Linked DNA regions of Homo sapiens: region 2 is linked to region 1. The links are chromatin loops, found by intact Hi-C in ENCODE. Cell type or tissue: natural killer cell. All regions are shown on one strand.

The links. A loop is a pair of places that touch in the nucleus more often than their neighbours do. Peaks named below come from ENCODE experiments on the same cell type or tissue, not always from the same donor. Only the 100,000 strongest peaks of a DNase experiment are listed, where the experiment ranks them.
Region 2: it touches region 1 in a loop (7-fold over the local background); 7 of 110 quality-filtered maps call a loop at or near these places.

Annotation. Positions count from the first base shown.
Region 1 is chr18:24,114,743-24,122,742 of GRCh38, forward strand. TTC39C (tetratricopeptide repeat domain 39C) reads left to right here. Exons shown (of 14, transcript NM_001135993.2): 8 at 3,383-3,490. Among named protein-coding and RNA genes, the nearest start is that of CABYR, 20 kb to the right of the region's middle. In natural killer cell, a CTCF peak has its summit at 4,428 (motif pointing left); a DNase peak (open chromatin) is centred at 4,449.
Region 2 is chr18:23,494,376-23,502,375 of GRCh38, forward strand. No RefSeq gene overlaps it. Among named protein-coding and RNA genes, the nearest start is that of RMC1, 5.1 kb to the right of the region's middle. RefSeq lists enhancers at 917-966, 4,385-4,454, 4,485-4,554, 4,825-5,054. In natural killer cell, a CTCF peak has its summit at 4,618 (motif pointing right); a DNase peak (open chromatin) is centred at 4,626; H3K4me3 peaks cover 439 bases; H3K27ac peaks cover 302 bases.

The sequences.
Region 1 (8,000 bases):
TGGTGCCTTCTGTAGTAAGAAGGACTTCAGTTATTCCCGTAGCACATGCAATGATACTTCTCTCTGATTCTCATTACGTTTTTATAACATTTTTTCTTTACAGCATTTTGATTTTTTAGGATAATAGGTGATGTTAAATGAATTGATTAAATGACCAGAAATACCTTATTGGACTGCATTAGAATTCAAAGCTCTTTGTTCCTCCTTCCCACTAATGTTTACTTGAGAAGAAAAATAGGAGACAGGAGATAGTTGGACTGAAGTCCCAGTGTTTTTCACCAACTAGCTCTGAGACCTTGGACAAGTTGCCCAAACCTTCCTAGCCACATAGTTGCCATTGGAGTTAAGGTGCCTCCCCTTGTAGCAGCTGTGAGGTTTAGATGACATGACGTGTGAAACCTCATGCAGGGGGCCTGGCACGGAAGGCCCTCCATACATGTTAGCTGCCACCTTCTGCTTCTCCCTTACTGGAGAGACAGTCACCAACAAACCTGGAAGGATTTATCTGCCCGAGATTTTCCCCATTCTCCTCCAGAATTGTTGCTATGGGTCTTTGCTGACTGCACTAAAACTCTGATCCTATTACATTAGTAATTGCAAAATCTTTCTGTGTAACAGTTTCTCCATTGTGCTGGGAAGAGTAAACACAACTTTGAACTTGAAACAAAAAAAAATTTTAAATAAGGGACTCAGACTTTTCAGAGTTTCAGCGTAGCTAATGCTACAAGGTCACACCATGTAGCACATAAAAAGGAATGACAGAGGCAAAGAGAAAGGAGAAATGATGAGATAGTGATGAGACTCCAAAGGGAAATTGAGACTTAAAAAGCTTTCTGCAGAGGGACAGGGAAGTGGAGACAGAATGCTCAGGGAAGCAGTTGACACCTGTCAGTTTGGGGGGTCAGGCCCTGTGCTGCCTGCCACTTGCTTTGCCTGCTGTGGACACAATTGTCTTCCTGAATCCTTTTAAGGAAAACTGAAAACCAAAAGATTGCGAACTGCCCAATAAACAATATTACGTTTTAAATGCCTGTTGTGGTTTAAAAAGAGGAAATGATGTATAATCCAGTGGAAAATGTGTTTTTGTGTCTTCTACACTCTGCTGGAGCTCTGCTTAGTAGCCACAATATAGAATGAAATGTGCTTCAAAGAACTTGAATGAAAAACTCTAGCTTTGGTGGCCTTTTGTTGGTGCATCATTTCAAGTCCTATGACAGGATAGGATGTTAGAGCAGAAGGAAGCTTAGAAATCACCCAACCCAGGCCTTAGGAAGGTTAACTCAGGAGTTGGTAGTAACTCGGGCTTCCGATTCAGGCTCGGAAGCTTGAGTTGGTACTTTTTCCTGAGTTATTCCTGACTTATTCCTGAGTTATTCCTGACTTATTTCTGAGTTATTCCTTATTTATTCCTGAATTATTCCTGACTTATTCCTGAGTCAGTGCTTCCTTCCATCTCTATTTTGTATTTAATTCCAATCTTTCTCCGCTATCTATGCTAGGATAAAAATAATCAGCCCAGGCCGGGCACGGTGGCCCACGCCTGTAATCCTAGTCCTTTGGGAGGCTGAGAGGGGCAGATCGCCTAAAGCCAGGACTTCGAGACCAGCCAGGTCAGCATGGTGAAACCCCGTCTTTACCAAAAATACAAAAATTAGCCAGGCGTGGTAGTGGGCGCCTATAATCTCAGCTACTCAGCAGGCTGAGGCGGGCGGGAGAGTGGCTTGAACTCAGGAGGCAGAGGTTGCAGTGACCTGAGATCCCACCACTGCACTCCAGCCTGGGTGACAGAGTGAGAGTGTGTTTCCAAAAAAAGCCCAAATTTTTACTCTAAACTATGTCAATATCACATCCCATAGAATTTGACAGTGAATTTTCTGAAGTGTATATCTCACACACTCTTCCTCCCACGGTTTAAATGGCAAGTCTCAGTTTACACAATTACTTAGTGATGCACCTGATAACAGAATATTTTTTATGGAGGCAGTATCATGTAAAGGAAAGTGTGTTGGATTTTGATCCACAGTTATTCCTTCTTAGTTGTATGGCTTCAGCAGGTAGCTACCTCTTGATACCTTAGTTTTTTTTTTTTTTTTTTTTTTTTAAGACAGGGTCTCACTGTGTCATCCAGGCTGGAGTGCAGTGGTGCAGTCTCAGCTCACTGCAGCCCAGACCTCCCCGGCTCAGGTGATCCTCCCACCCCAGTCTCCCAAGTAGCTGGAATTACAGGCGTGCACCACCACACCTGGCTAATTTTTTATAGAGATGGGGTTTCACCGTGTTGCCTAAGCTGGTCTGGATCTCTTGGGCTCAAGCGATCCTCCCACCTCAGCCTCCCAGAGTGCTAGGATTACAGGCATAGGATTAGTCCTTGCTAATACAAGGACACTATTAGCCCCCTTTGCAAGGTTGTCATAAGGATTAGAGAGCGTTACATGAAGTGCTTACCACAGCATTGGCACACATTAGAGGCTCAGGTGATGGGGGCTACTGTGATGAAAAGTGGGAATAAAATCCTTTACATTTTAGTTGCTGCAGTTCCTTACTAGAATGCCCATTTAACTGTTTCGATCCAGGAAGGTGGGGTTCTTTCACTACCAGTGTGCTGAGGGAAGGTAGGGAAATGCCTAATTTCTCATTGGCTTGCTGTCTAGATCTTATAAAGTTTTGAGAATGAGTGGGCCAAGCACGGTGGCTCACACCTGTAATCCCAGCACTTTGGGAGGCTGAGGTGGGCAGATCACTTGAGGTCAGGAGTTCAAGACCAGCCTAGCCAACATGGCGAAACCCCATCTCTACTAAAAATACAAAAATCAGCTGGGCATGGTGGTGGGTGCCTGTAATCCCAGCTACTTGGGAGGCTGAGGCGGGAGAATTGCTTGAACCCAGGGAGCAGAGGTTGCAGTGAGCCGAGATCGTGCCATTGCACTCCAACCTGGGTGACAGAGCAAGACTCCTTCTCAAAAAAAAAGAAAAAAAAAAAAAAAGAATGAGTGGTAGTCACTGAGTACATAATCGAGTGGTGTTGCTTCCACTGTTTCTTATTGCACCTGTGTGTACTCTTGGAGAAGTACTGCTGTGCTTGGGTTAGCCTCACGACTGTTAGGACGTAAATTGGAGTGTCTTTCTAGAAATCTTTATGCCATTCTCTTCTGTGCTGTTTTATTGGTTGTCTGACTCAAACCTAAGTGCCTTGTCAAATTCAAACTTTACATTGAAAGTATTTAAGGGAAAAAATAATTTCTTAGGTTTTCAGGTTAAACTTTTTTACGCATTTCATAGAACATGCACAGAGAATGATCGCCATATCAGAGGCTCGTGGCTTAAATATGGGTCATAGAGCTCAGTACTTTAGGGTCATGTGCTAAAAATATTTCTTTCATAGGTTGGTGCAGCATGATAGAGCTCAATTTCAAGGATGCATTTGATTCCTTTGAGAGGCTAAAAAATGAGTCCAGGTGGTCCCAGTGCTATTATGCCTACTTGACTGCAGGTGAGTCGCCCATGGTCCCTCAGTGTGCCTCTCTCTGTCGTGAATTAGCTCGCCTGACGTGGGCAGATGGGAGAATGATGGCAAGAGGAAGCAAAAGTTGTACCCCTCCACAGCCTTCCCCAGCATGTTAATGTTTTGTGCAACCAAGTAAATAGTGCTAGAATACTGTGTTCACTGACCCAGGTGAACACCCAGAAATTCAGTAGTGCCCAGGGTGCCCCTTCACCACACGCTTCCCCTCTGGGCCTGGCTTGGTCCTGTTTTGTGTCTTGGAAATGCATATTATGAGGTCTTCCCCGTTACTGTATATTTTGCCCTAAGTTGCCTCAACCTGTCTCTATCCCTTTACTTAATATGCTATGTTTTTTATTGGGATTCTGAAGAATTTTTAAGAATTGAACAGTCTTTTTTCAGTGTGTTAATTTTTTTTTTTTTTTTGAGTCTGGGTCTTGCTCTTTTTGCCAGGTTGAAGTGCAGTGGCCTGATCACAGCTCACTATAGCCTCAACCTCCCAGGCTCAAGCGATCCTCCTGCCTCAGCCTCCAGAGTAGCTGGGACTACAGGCATGCCCTACCACGCCCAGCCAATTTTTTAAAAAAAATTTGTAGCAACAAGGTCTTGCTATGGTGCCCAGGCTAATCTCTAACTCCTGGCCTCAAGTGATCCTCCTGCCTCAGCCTCCCAAAGCACTGGGATTATAGGCATGAGCCTCAGAGCCTGATCTGTGCTAGTATTTTTGTTTGGTTCGTGCCCTGGTTACAAAGTTGCATAGGTCTGAGTCATCTGCTCCAACCTTGTTTTACCTCATAACTCTATTATATTTACAGTATAATATTTTAGATGCAAGGTATTTACATTGCATATCGTTATTAACACCTGTATTCTGTTTTGAATTAAGTGTTTTTTTGCCCATGTATGAGGAGATAGAGATGTGCTGCCACCTGGTGGCCAAAGTAGTTGTCTGCATCCTTCAATACCTAAAAGGCCACGTGATTCAGAGTTGTAGAGGTGTGGAATTGAAGAAAGCCAAGCGGTTGTACCTTTTCTGCCTCTAAGCAACTTCATGTAAGCCTTTTCTGGTTTGTGTAATGAACTCTCCTCTTGCAGCCACATGAGTGGTTCTTTTACTTAAAATTCAAGACTAATCCAAACATTATTTTCAATACCTTCTTATTCTTAACGTTCAGATTTAATGACCATCTTCCACTTCCATTCTGCCCTCTTAACTGATCTATATAAAATAAGATAGGGTTGATGAACATTGACCAATAAGGATATTCTGGATCTCTTAAATTCCCTATAAAATTGCATCGGTCCATTAGCAAATGGACCCCAAAAGTCAGTGCAAAGCCCTCTTTTGTCCATATTCCGCATTGCAATCCCTGTTGACAGGCGTGTTCTCATGGCTCTGTCCCTGATGTTTGAATAAGCTTATTTTTCATATACTGGATAATATGCTGTGTCTCACACTTAAAGGATTGTTGTATAGAATTTGAAGACATCTCAGATGAAAGTAGCAGCTATTTGTTGAGTGACTCAGTGTGTTTAATACGTTGAAGAGTGGATGAATCCAGATTGAATAGCCCAGAAAAGAGAGGCCTGCACACAACTCCGCAGCCATTAGGTGTAATTGGGCCGCACAGTCGATGGTGGACAGCTATTTATTTTTTCATCTTTGTTGAGTTTCAAATACATAAATGTACAGCGTGGCTGTATAGAGGAACATTAATTCCCCCCCCCCAATATTTGGCAATCCCAGAACCATACCAATCATAGCAGAGGATAAGCATGAAAGATTCTGATCTCTGTTCCTGCATTGGGATTTTGTAGAGAGGATAAGATGTGGGTGAATAGCTCCAGTACAAAGAGTACATGAGGCAAGGCCAAGGCAGGCAGATCACGAGGTCAAGAGATCAAGACCATCCTGGTCAACATGGTGAAACCCCATCTCTACTAAAAATACAAAAATAAGCCAGGCGTGGTGGCGCACACCTGTAGTCCCAGCTGCTTGGGAGGCTGAGGCAGGTGAATCACTTGAACCCAGGAGGCAGAGGTTGCAGTGAGCTGAGATCGCTCCACTGCACTCCAGCCTGGCAACAGAGTGAGACTCTGTCTCAAAAACAAAAGAGTACATGAGGCAGGGAAGGAGCACCGTTACACTGTCCTGCAGGAGCTGCCATTTGGGCTGGCCGTGAGCTAGAGGGCATGGGCATTCAGGGACCCCAAACACTGCCACCAGGGCTTAGCTCCCCAGCATGTTAATGTTTTGTGTGACTATGTCAATAGTTTTGTACTTTTAAAAATTGTGATAAAATATGTAGCATCATTTACCATTTGAACTTTTTTAGGTGTATGTGTCAGTAACTCCAGATAACGCTCAGATTGTTTTGCAAACATCACCAGCATCCATCTCTGGAACTTCTTCATCATCCCAAACTCTACCCATTAAACAGAAACTCCCCATTCACGTTTTCCCCGAGACCCTGGTTACCACGCTTCTACTTCCTGTCTCTATGAATTTAAGTATTCTACCTACCTTGTGTATAAGTGAAATATATTTGTCCTTTTGTGTCTGGCTTATTTCATTTAGCATAATGTCTTCAAGGTTCATCCATGTTGTAACATGTGTCAGGATCTCCTTCCTTTTTTCAGGCTGAATAATATTCCATTGCATGTATATGGCACATTGTTCATCCATTCATTCATTGATGGACATTTCGGTTGTTTCCAATCTTTTTGCTATTGTGTGGAGTGCTTACCTGGAACATTGGTATACAGACATCTGTTCCAGTCCTTGCTTTCAGTACCTTTGGGTAGATACCTAGAAGTAGATTTGCATGATCATATACCTCTACTATTCCTGCAACTTTTCTGTAAGTTTGAAATTATATCAAAATTATAAGTTACCAAAAAATATTAGAATATAACATATGGGATTGTGTATATTTAGTCTTATTGGAAGAGTCAGTCATCCTAAGCTCTGTTTAGGCCTCATATTTTAGGATAAACCAGAGACTCCCATGACTTTAAACATCTGCATCTTTTAAAGCAACTATCTGGCTGGGGGCGGTGGCTCACCCCTGTAATCCCAGTACTTTGGGAGGCCGAGGCGTGTGGATCACCTGAGGTCGGGAGTTCGAGACCAGCCCGACCAACAACCAACATGGAGAAACTCCATCTCTACTAAAAATAAAAAATTAGCTGGGTGTGGTGGTGCATGCCTGTAATCCCAGCTACTCGGGAGACTGAGGCAGAAGAATTGCTTGAACCCAGGAGGCAGAAGTTGCAGTGAGCCAAGATCGCGCCATTGCACTCCGGCCTGGGCAACAAGAGCAAAACTCTGTCAAAAAAAAAAATCTATCTATAATTTTACTGCAAGAGAAATAGGTGGTGTTCGTTCTTCAGGGTCTGAGGTATGGATGTTATAGACCTTTGGGGTGGTTCAGATACCGTTGCTGTTTATGACTGGCTTTAATTATGTGATTGTATAAGAATGTTCTCAATGATCTGAGGAAGACCTCAAGCTAGGGACAGCAGAAATATATTCTTTTTCATTGATTTACTCTGTGACCTTAGGCAATGCTCAGCTTTTCCAGACCTTTGCATCCTCTGATCTAAAAATAATGGGGTTGGTTGCACAATACAGCCACTGAGCTTCATTCTGGTTTGGAAATGTTACAGCTGCAATTGATAAGGTCATTTTGGATTGGTGCACACTCCTCCATCTGGACCAGAGATGCCCCAGTGACTGGGAAAGGAGTTGTCCCTTCCTTTGAATATTCAGCCTCATCACTCTTAATCCCAGTAGGAGGAACCTGCCGTCTTTCCCATTGTCTTTGCATCCTCAGCTCTCTCCGAGCCTCAATTCTTGGACCCTTGGGCTCTGCCGATGGTAGCCTATCCTGGTACGTGCACGCCTGGGATAGGTGACTGCTTGACCATGCCCAAATGCGAGTACGGGACCAACCTACTTTTAGGGGTGCTCAGGTAACGAAGGGGGAACTAGCCAGGCACAGTGGCTCACACCTGTAATCCCAGCACTTTGGGAGGCTGAGGCAGGCATATCACGAGTACAAGAGGCCAATATGGTGAAACCCCATCTCTATTAAAAACACAAAAATTAGCTGGGCATGGTGGCATGTGCCTGTAGTCCCAGCTACTCAGGAGGCTGAGGCAGGAGAATTGCTTGAACCCAGGAGGCGGAGGTTGCAGTGAGCCGAGATCACGCCACTGCACTCCTGCCTGGTGACAGAGCAAGACTCCATCTCAAAAAAAAAAAAAAAAAAAAGAAGAGGGAACTAGCAAGTCAACTTTAGTGCATTCCAACTGGGGAGTGAAAAACCACATGTGATCTAACAAAATTGAATAGAAATGGATTCCGCAGCATCAGAGTTGGGAGGAAAGGATGGAGTTGTGGTAAAGTTTCAAGCAGTAGTGGGGCTGCAGCCAGTGCAAAGTTTGCATAAGGGACAGAGAAGACACAGCAAAGGGAGGATCATTAAATCTTTGG
Region 2 (8,000 bases), 620 kb before region 1:
TGCTTGAACCCAGGAGGCGGAGGTTGCAGTGAGCTGAGATTGTGCCATTGCACTCCAACCTGGGCGACAAGAGTGAAAACTCCATCTCAAAAACAAACAAACAAACAAATAAAAATAATAGTATTTTAAACACTATATCCAAGATCAAGGTACCAGCTAAAAAGAAAAAAAGGAAAAAAAATTTTTTTATTGCTTTTTTTTAAAAAGGTGTGGTCTTGTTATGTTGCCCAGGCTAGTCTTGAGCTCCTGGGCTCAAGTAATTCTCCTGCCTCAGCCTTTCAAGTAGTTGAGACTATAGGTGCATGCCACTGTGCCTGGCTTTAGTTTTCAAATTTTAGAATTAATCGTTACACAAGTCACTGAATTTATACTTATGGAATGTAAATGTCCTAAACCATAACAATGTGTATTAGTTAGTGTTCTCCAGAGAAAGAGAATATATATATTCCAAATATACATATATATATTCCAAATATACATATATATATATATTCCAAAGAAATAGAATATATATATATGTCCACCATGTATACACACATGCTGGACACCCCAGAAAAGCCTGCATTTCAGTGTAGGTCTAAAGGCAGGGAAACAAACTGATGTCTGAATTCAAAGGCTGTCAGGCAGCCAGAATTCTCTTTTTTGCGGGGGAAGGTCAGCCTTTTTGTTCCATTCAGGCCTTTGTTCTATTCAGCTGATTGGATGAGGCCCACTCACATTAGGAAGGGTCATCTGCTTTACTCAGTTCACTGATAAATGATAAATCATCCAAAAACATCCTCACAAACACACCCAGAATAGTGTTTGACCAAACACCTGGGCACACCCTGTGGCCCAGTCAAGTTGACACATGAAATTAGTCATCACACAATGTAATGGCAGGTAGGGAGGAGGGAGGAGAGAAGGGGAGGGCAGTATAAGGATCCACATCTCCCCATTTTATACAGTGGGGAGACACTAGAACTTCCTAGCCCTGATGGATTAAAAAATGTAATTCAATGGATATTATAAAAAGTTATGCAAGTAAATACTAGAAGAATGAAAAATATAACAAAAATTGAGAGGTATGGAGGAAAAGAAAGTGAGAGGCAGATCAATGCACTAAATTCCTCATCTTCTTCTTCTTATTATTATTATTTTTGAGACAGTCTTACTTTGTCACCCAGGCAGGAGTGCAGTGGCACAATGTTGACTCACTGCAATCTCTGTCTCCTGGGTTCAAGCAATTCTCCTGCATCAGCCTCCTGGGTAGCTGGGATTACAGGCGTGCACTACCACACCCAGCTAATTTTTGTATTTTTAGTAGATATGGGGTTTCACCATGTTGGCCAGGCTGGGCTTGAACTCCGGACCTCAGGTGATCCGCCCGCCTCAGCCTCCCAAATTGCTGGGCATACAGGCATGAGCCACTGCGCCTGGCCATTTCTTATAGCAGGTGTGTTAGTCCGTTCTTGTGCTGCTATAAAGATATCCCCGAGGCTAGGTGATTTATAAATAAAAGAGGTTTAATTGGCTAGCAGTTCTGCAGGCTGTACAGGAAGCGTGGTGCCAGTGAAGAGGAGCTGACGTCTCACTTGGCAAGAGTTGGAACGAAAGAGAGAGTGGGGAGGAGGTGCCACAAGCAGATCTCAGGAGCGCTCACTCACTATCGGGAGGACAGCACCCAGGGAATGGCTCTAAACCATTCATGAGAAATTTGCCTCCATGATCCAGTCACCTCCAACCAGGCCCCACCTCCAATATTGGGGATTACAATTCAACATGAGATTTGGAGGGGATAACATCCAAACTATATCCTCAGGAAATAACAGATACTTCTGAAGCTGATAAAACAAGATAAGTATATGAGAGTTATGCTGTGACCATCAGGGCCAAAACCAGAAATTGGTAACAATGGTTTCTTCTGGGTCGTGCCACTGAGTATTGTTGGGGAAGAAGGAGAGATTTTTTTTTTCACTTGCTATTTTTCCATACTATTGAAATTCTTTAACATGCATGCATTTCTTTCATAATTACAATATAGTGTGATTTTATTTTGTAATTTTTGACTCCTTGGAGTTTGATAACTAGCTGGTCTGGGGAGCCATTGAGCTAGACAGTCTCTGGAAATGTTTCGGAGTTTAAAACTCCTGTGACCCCAGCAGAGTCACAGGCAGGGGCGAAGTGCCTACTGGTAGTTCTGTGGGTTTTGATGTAAAAACAAGTCTTTAGATTTTTTTTTTTTTGCTTAAATGTTTGCTTAAATGATCTTCTAAGACAGCTAAATGCAATTAAAAGAACAATGTTTTGAGATTGCTTAATGAGTTTTTTAAAATACAAGTCTTGACTGGGTGCAGTGGCTCATGCCTGTAATCCCAGCACTTTGGGAGGCTGAGGCGGGTGGATCACCTGAGATTGGGAGTTTGAGACCAGCCTGACCAACATGGTGAAACCCCATCTCTACTAAAAATAGAAAATTAGCCAGGCGTGGTGGTGCCTGCCTGTAATCCCAGCTACTCGGGAGGCTGTGGCAGGAGAATCGCTTGAACCAGGGAGGCGGAGGTTGCGGTGAGCCGAGATGGCGCCATTGCTCTCCAGCCTGGGCGACAAGAGCGAAACTCTGTTTCAAAAAAAATAAAAACAAAAACAAAAACAAACCAAGTTTTTATTTCCAATAAAAGTGAATTTAACTTATTTAATTTTATTTACAAATTATTCCCAGGTCTAGCTTTGACTTTAAAAAGTGAATTTTAAATGTTAAACATATGAATTATTCTAATTTGTATTATAAACTTAAATTTTCCTCTGAAAATCAAATCAAAAGCAGGGAAAAGCATGCCAGTAATGAAAAGAAACCAAAACAGGTACAGCTTTGCATCCTTTCTTCAATTTAATGTTTAAAGATGTAACCGCCCAAAGGGTTCACCTTGCCTGCTGCCTAGACAGAACCGATTTGTCAAGACAGTGGAATTGCAATGAAGAAAGAGTAATTTCACTCAGAGCTGGCTGTGAGGGAGACGGGAGTTTTATTATTACTTAAATCAGTTTCCTCAAGCATTTGGGGATCAGAGTTTTTAAAGATAGTTTGGTGCTGGGTGTGGTGGCTCACGCTTGTAATCCCGGCACTTTGGGAGGCTGAGGCAGGCGGATCACCTGAGGTCAGGAGTTCAAGACCAGCCTGGCCAACATGGCGAAACCCCATCTGTACTAAAAATACAAAAAATTAGCTGGGCGTGGTGGCACTTGCCTGTAAACCCAGGTACTCGGGAGATTGAGGCTGGAGACTCACTTGAACCCAGGAGGCGGAGGTTGCAGTGAGCTGAGATTGTGCCACTGCACTCCAGCCTGGGCAACAGAGTGAGACTCCATCACAAACAAACAAACATAATTTGGCAGGTAGGGTCTCAGGAAGCAGAGTGCTGATTGGTCAAGGTTGGAGATGGAATCCTAGGGGGGTCGAACTGAGGTTTTCTTGCTGTTTTCTACTCCTAGATGGGATGGCAGAACTGATTGGCCCAGATTACCGGTCTGGATGGTGTCAGCTGATCCATCCAGTATAGGATCTACAAAATATCTCAAACACTGATCTTAGGTTTTACAATAGTGATGCTATCCCCAAAAGCAATTTGGGGCGGTTCAGACTCTTGGAGCCAGAGGCTGCATGACCCCTAAACCGTAATTTCTAATCTTGTAGCTAACTTGTTAGTCCTGCAAAGGCAGACTGGTCCCCAGGCAAGAAGGGAGTCTTTTCGGGAAAGCGCTATTATTAATTTTGTTTCAGAGTCAAACTATGAACTGAATTCCTTCCCAAATGCCCAGCAATGAACAAGGACAGCTTAAAGGTTAGAAGCAAGATGGAGTCGGTTAGGTCTGATCTCTTTCACTGTTATAATTTCTTCAGTTATAATTTTTGCAAAGGCAGTTGAAACTGTGTCTTTGAAAAGACACAGCAGAAACATCTGTTACATAAACAACAGAAATGAGGAAGAAAGTATCTGACTCAGTAGCAAAGGAAATCCACAGAAAGAATGTTCTGAGAACGGAAGCAATGATCAGACCAGGTAGGGATATGATAGAAAGAAAATTCTCATCTAATTCAAATTCTGGCCAGTCCTTTTGGTGATTTCCATACTAATACTAGGCACTTTAAAATGTGAGTTCTGGTAACACATGGAACCTCAAAGTAGAAATGTCTGTTGTTCATTTTTAAAAGACTATTTGCAGAGTTTTGATGTTTATCAATGAAAAGAGTTTTTTTTTAAAATTTATGAAGAATAGGGAATCCTATATGGGCATGGGGCAAATAATCAAACTGTTTTAATGCAGAAAAAAATGTGCAACAGAAAGAGATAGCTCATGGAGGGATAAAGACTTTATTCTGGACCCTCTAGATTCTGTGGGGCCTGCAGTAGCTTCAAGATGCCCCAGCATGTCCTGCGCCCACACCCCTGTCAAGATCACTGTGGTCAGGGCGTCTTGCCCATGGCCAGTGTATTAGTCTGCTTGGGTTGCCACAACAAAATACCACAGACTGAGGTTGAAAACATTTATTTTCTCACAGTTTTGGAGGCTAGAAGTCCTAGATCAAGGTGCCAGCAGCGTTGCTTCCTCTGAGGCAGCTCTTCTTGGCCTGTAGGTGGCGCCTTCTTGCTGTGTCTTCACATGGGCGGCCCCTCAGTCTGTGTGTCTAGGTCCTAATCTTCTCTTATAAACACACCAGTCATACTGGATTAGGGTCCATCATTTTACCTTAACGGCCTATTTAAAGGCCTTATCTCCAAATACAGATGCATTTTGAAATACTAAGGGTTAGTACCTCAACATCTGAATTCTGGGGGGACACACTTCAACCCATAACATGCAGGCAGACCTCAATGCTGCTTGCAGACCCAAGGCGAACTGCACAACAATCAAGCCTGGCTCTTAGGACAAAAACATCTGCCAGAGTCAACCAAACTGAATTCTCTGGGAAGGACGAGATGCCTGGTGTCATAAAAAGACCATAGTCTTTTTTAAGTGTGATGCATGCGCACACAGGCACGCATACACACACGCGCACACACGCGCACACACTGCACTGCTGCCCTGTCCTTGGCAGACATTCCTGTGGGGTCATGTTCGAAATATGCACTTCTGTGGAGTAGCTTGGGTTTTCTTGGAAGTCTCTTTTTCTAAACTTGTACCTAAGCTGATGGCCTGTGCCTGCTTGGGCATGAGGGGTCGGAGTGGGGATGGGTCAAGACTGACTCCTGTTCACTGTGAAGTAGAGGAAGGCAGTGATAGCCAGACAGGGACGTGTGTTTAGGGAAGTCCTCTGTGTTTTCAGTTCTGTTTTTGTTTTGTTTTTATGATGGGAGAGATGAGCAAATATAAAGGCTGCTTCTAGGAGCAGGAGTGAGGAGAGGTTGCCTATATGAGAGAAACGGGATGGTCAATACTGTAGGTTTTTTTGAGAAGGTGAAATATGGAATTCATTTTTTAAATTTTTTAAATTTTTTTTTTTTTGAGACAGAGTCTCGCTCTGTCACCCAGGCTGGAGTGCAGTGATGTGATCTCTGCTCATTGCAACTTCTGCCTCCTGTTTATATAAACAGGCCAAACCCTGTATGTATGTATGTATTTATTTATTTTTGAGATGGAGTTTCGCTCTTGTTCCACTTGTTGCCCAGGCTGGAGTGCAATGGCACGATCTTGGCTCACTGCAACCTGCAACTCCCGGGTTCAAGCGATTCTCCTGCCTCAGCCTCCCAAGTAGCTGGGATTACCAGCACTCACCACCACAGCCGGCTAATTTTTTTGTATTTTTAGTAGAGACGGGGTTTCACCATGTTGGCCAGGCTGGTCTCGAACTCTTGACCTCAGGTGATCCACCTGCCTCAGCTTCCCAAAGTGCTAGGATTACAGGCATGAGCCACTGCACCCAGCCGAAAGATGGAATTCAAAGAAGTGCTGGTAAGTCACTGTGGTATTTGTGAAAAAATAAAAATAAAGAGGGTTTGGGCTAGGCGCGGTGGCTCATGCCTGTAATCTCAGCACTTTGGGAGGCCAAGGGGGGTGGATCACCTGAGGTTGGGAGTTCGAGACCAGCCTGACCAACATGGAGAAACCCTGTCTCTACTGAAAATACAAAATTAGCCGGGTGTGGTGGCGCATGCCTGTAATCCCAGCTACTCGGGAGGCTGAGGCAGGAGAATCACTTGAACCGAGAGGTAGAGGTTGCAGTGAGCCAAGATTGTGCCACTGCACTCCAGCCTGGGCAACAAGAGGAACAAGAGCAAAACTCCATCAAATAAATAAATAAATAAATAAATAAAAACAGGGTTTGGCCTTGGGCAGGATGGACCGTTTTCTAGAAGGACAGCCGTGGTGCGCTGCACAACTGGTATGAAGCCCAGTTTCCATCTGAAGTCCTCGATGTTCATGGAAATAGGGGCGAGACAGTCTGAGGAGTGTGAAGAAGGCCTGAAAATATCCTTGCAGAGAACAGGAGAGACAATGACTGGGACAGCCAGGCAGGGCTGAGGGCCCATTTGAATTTCCCGCAGTGCCCTCTGTCCTGTTGTGTGACCCCTCCAGCAGTAGGTACTGGGAAAGCAGGTGGCTGAGTTCATCCAGGACTGAGGCTCTGCCAGACAAGAACAGTGCAGCAAGGATGTTGAAGGTAATGGCAAAAAATAACTGGAATGCAGAGAAATGAAATCAAAGCTGATGAGGAGGGAAGGGAAGAGAGGAGAGGGCAGATAGACTTGGGTAGAGAGGACAGAACAATGACAGGGCAAACTGGTGATGTTGAGGAAGAGTCACAGGGAGCAGCTAAACAAGCCAGCTGCAGGGATGGCACTGTGTGGCTGGAGAGCAGGGTTCTGGAGTTATCGGTTTTTCCATGTGTGACATGGGCCTGGGTGGGTGAGGCTGAGTGTAGAAGTCTTACATTTCCAGTCTTGTCACTCCTCTGATGAGTTTCAGACCAATATATCCATCTGCCTAGATGTCATTTCTCCTTGGATTCACATGCTCCAAACCAAACTCCTGGGCTCAGACATCAAAGCCACTCAAAAATAGCTCTCTGAGAAATAGAACTACCATATGATCCAGTAATCCAACTTTTGGGTATAGACCCAAAAGAATTAAAAACAGAATATTGAACAGATATTTGCATAGCTTTATTCACAACAGCCAAAGGTGGGAACAACCCACATGCCCATCAACAGACGAATGGATAAACAAAATGTGCTATATACATAAAATGGAATCTTTTTCGGCCTTAATGAAGGAAGGAAATCCTGACACATGCTACATGGATGAACCTTGAGGATATTTTGCTAAGCAAAAGAAGCCAGACACTAATGGACAAATACTATAAAATCCACTTATATGAGATACTTAGAGTAGTCAAATTTAGGGACAGAATCAGATTTGCAAGATAAAAAGTTTCTGGAAACGTATTTCACAATAATGTGAATATGCCTGATACTACTGAACACCTCAAAAAGGGTTAACACGGGGCCGGGCGCGGTGGCTCATGCCTGTAATCTCATCACTGTGGGAGGCCAAGGTGGGCAGATCACCTGAGGTTAGGAGTTGGAGACCAGCCTGGCCAACATGGTGAAACCCGGTCTCTGCTAAAAATACACACAAAAAAATTAGCTGGGCATGGTGGCAGGTGCCTGTAATCCCAGCTACTTGGGAGGCTGATGCGGGAGAATCGCTTGAACCCGGGAGGTGGAGGTTGCAGTGAACCGAGACAGGGCCATTGCACTCCAGCCTGGGCAACAAGAACGAAATTCCGTCTCAAAATAAAATAAAATAAACAATAAAAATAAAGGGTTAACATGGGGGCTGAGCACGGTCAGCGAGAGAATCACTTGAGGCCAGGAGTCTGAGACCAGCCTGGGCAACAGAGAACGCTGTCTCTACAAAGCATAATAATAAAAAAATGAGCCAGGTGTGGTGGCATGCACCCGTGGTCCCAGCTACTTGTGAGGCTGAGATGGGAGGTTGAGACTGCAGTGAGCCGTGTT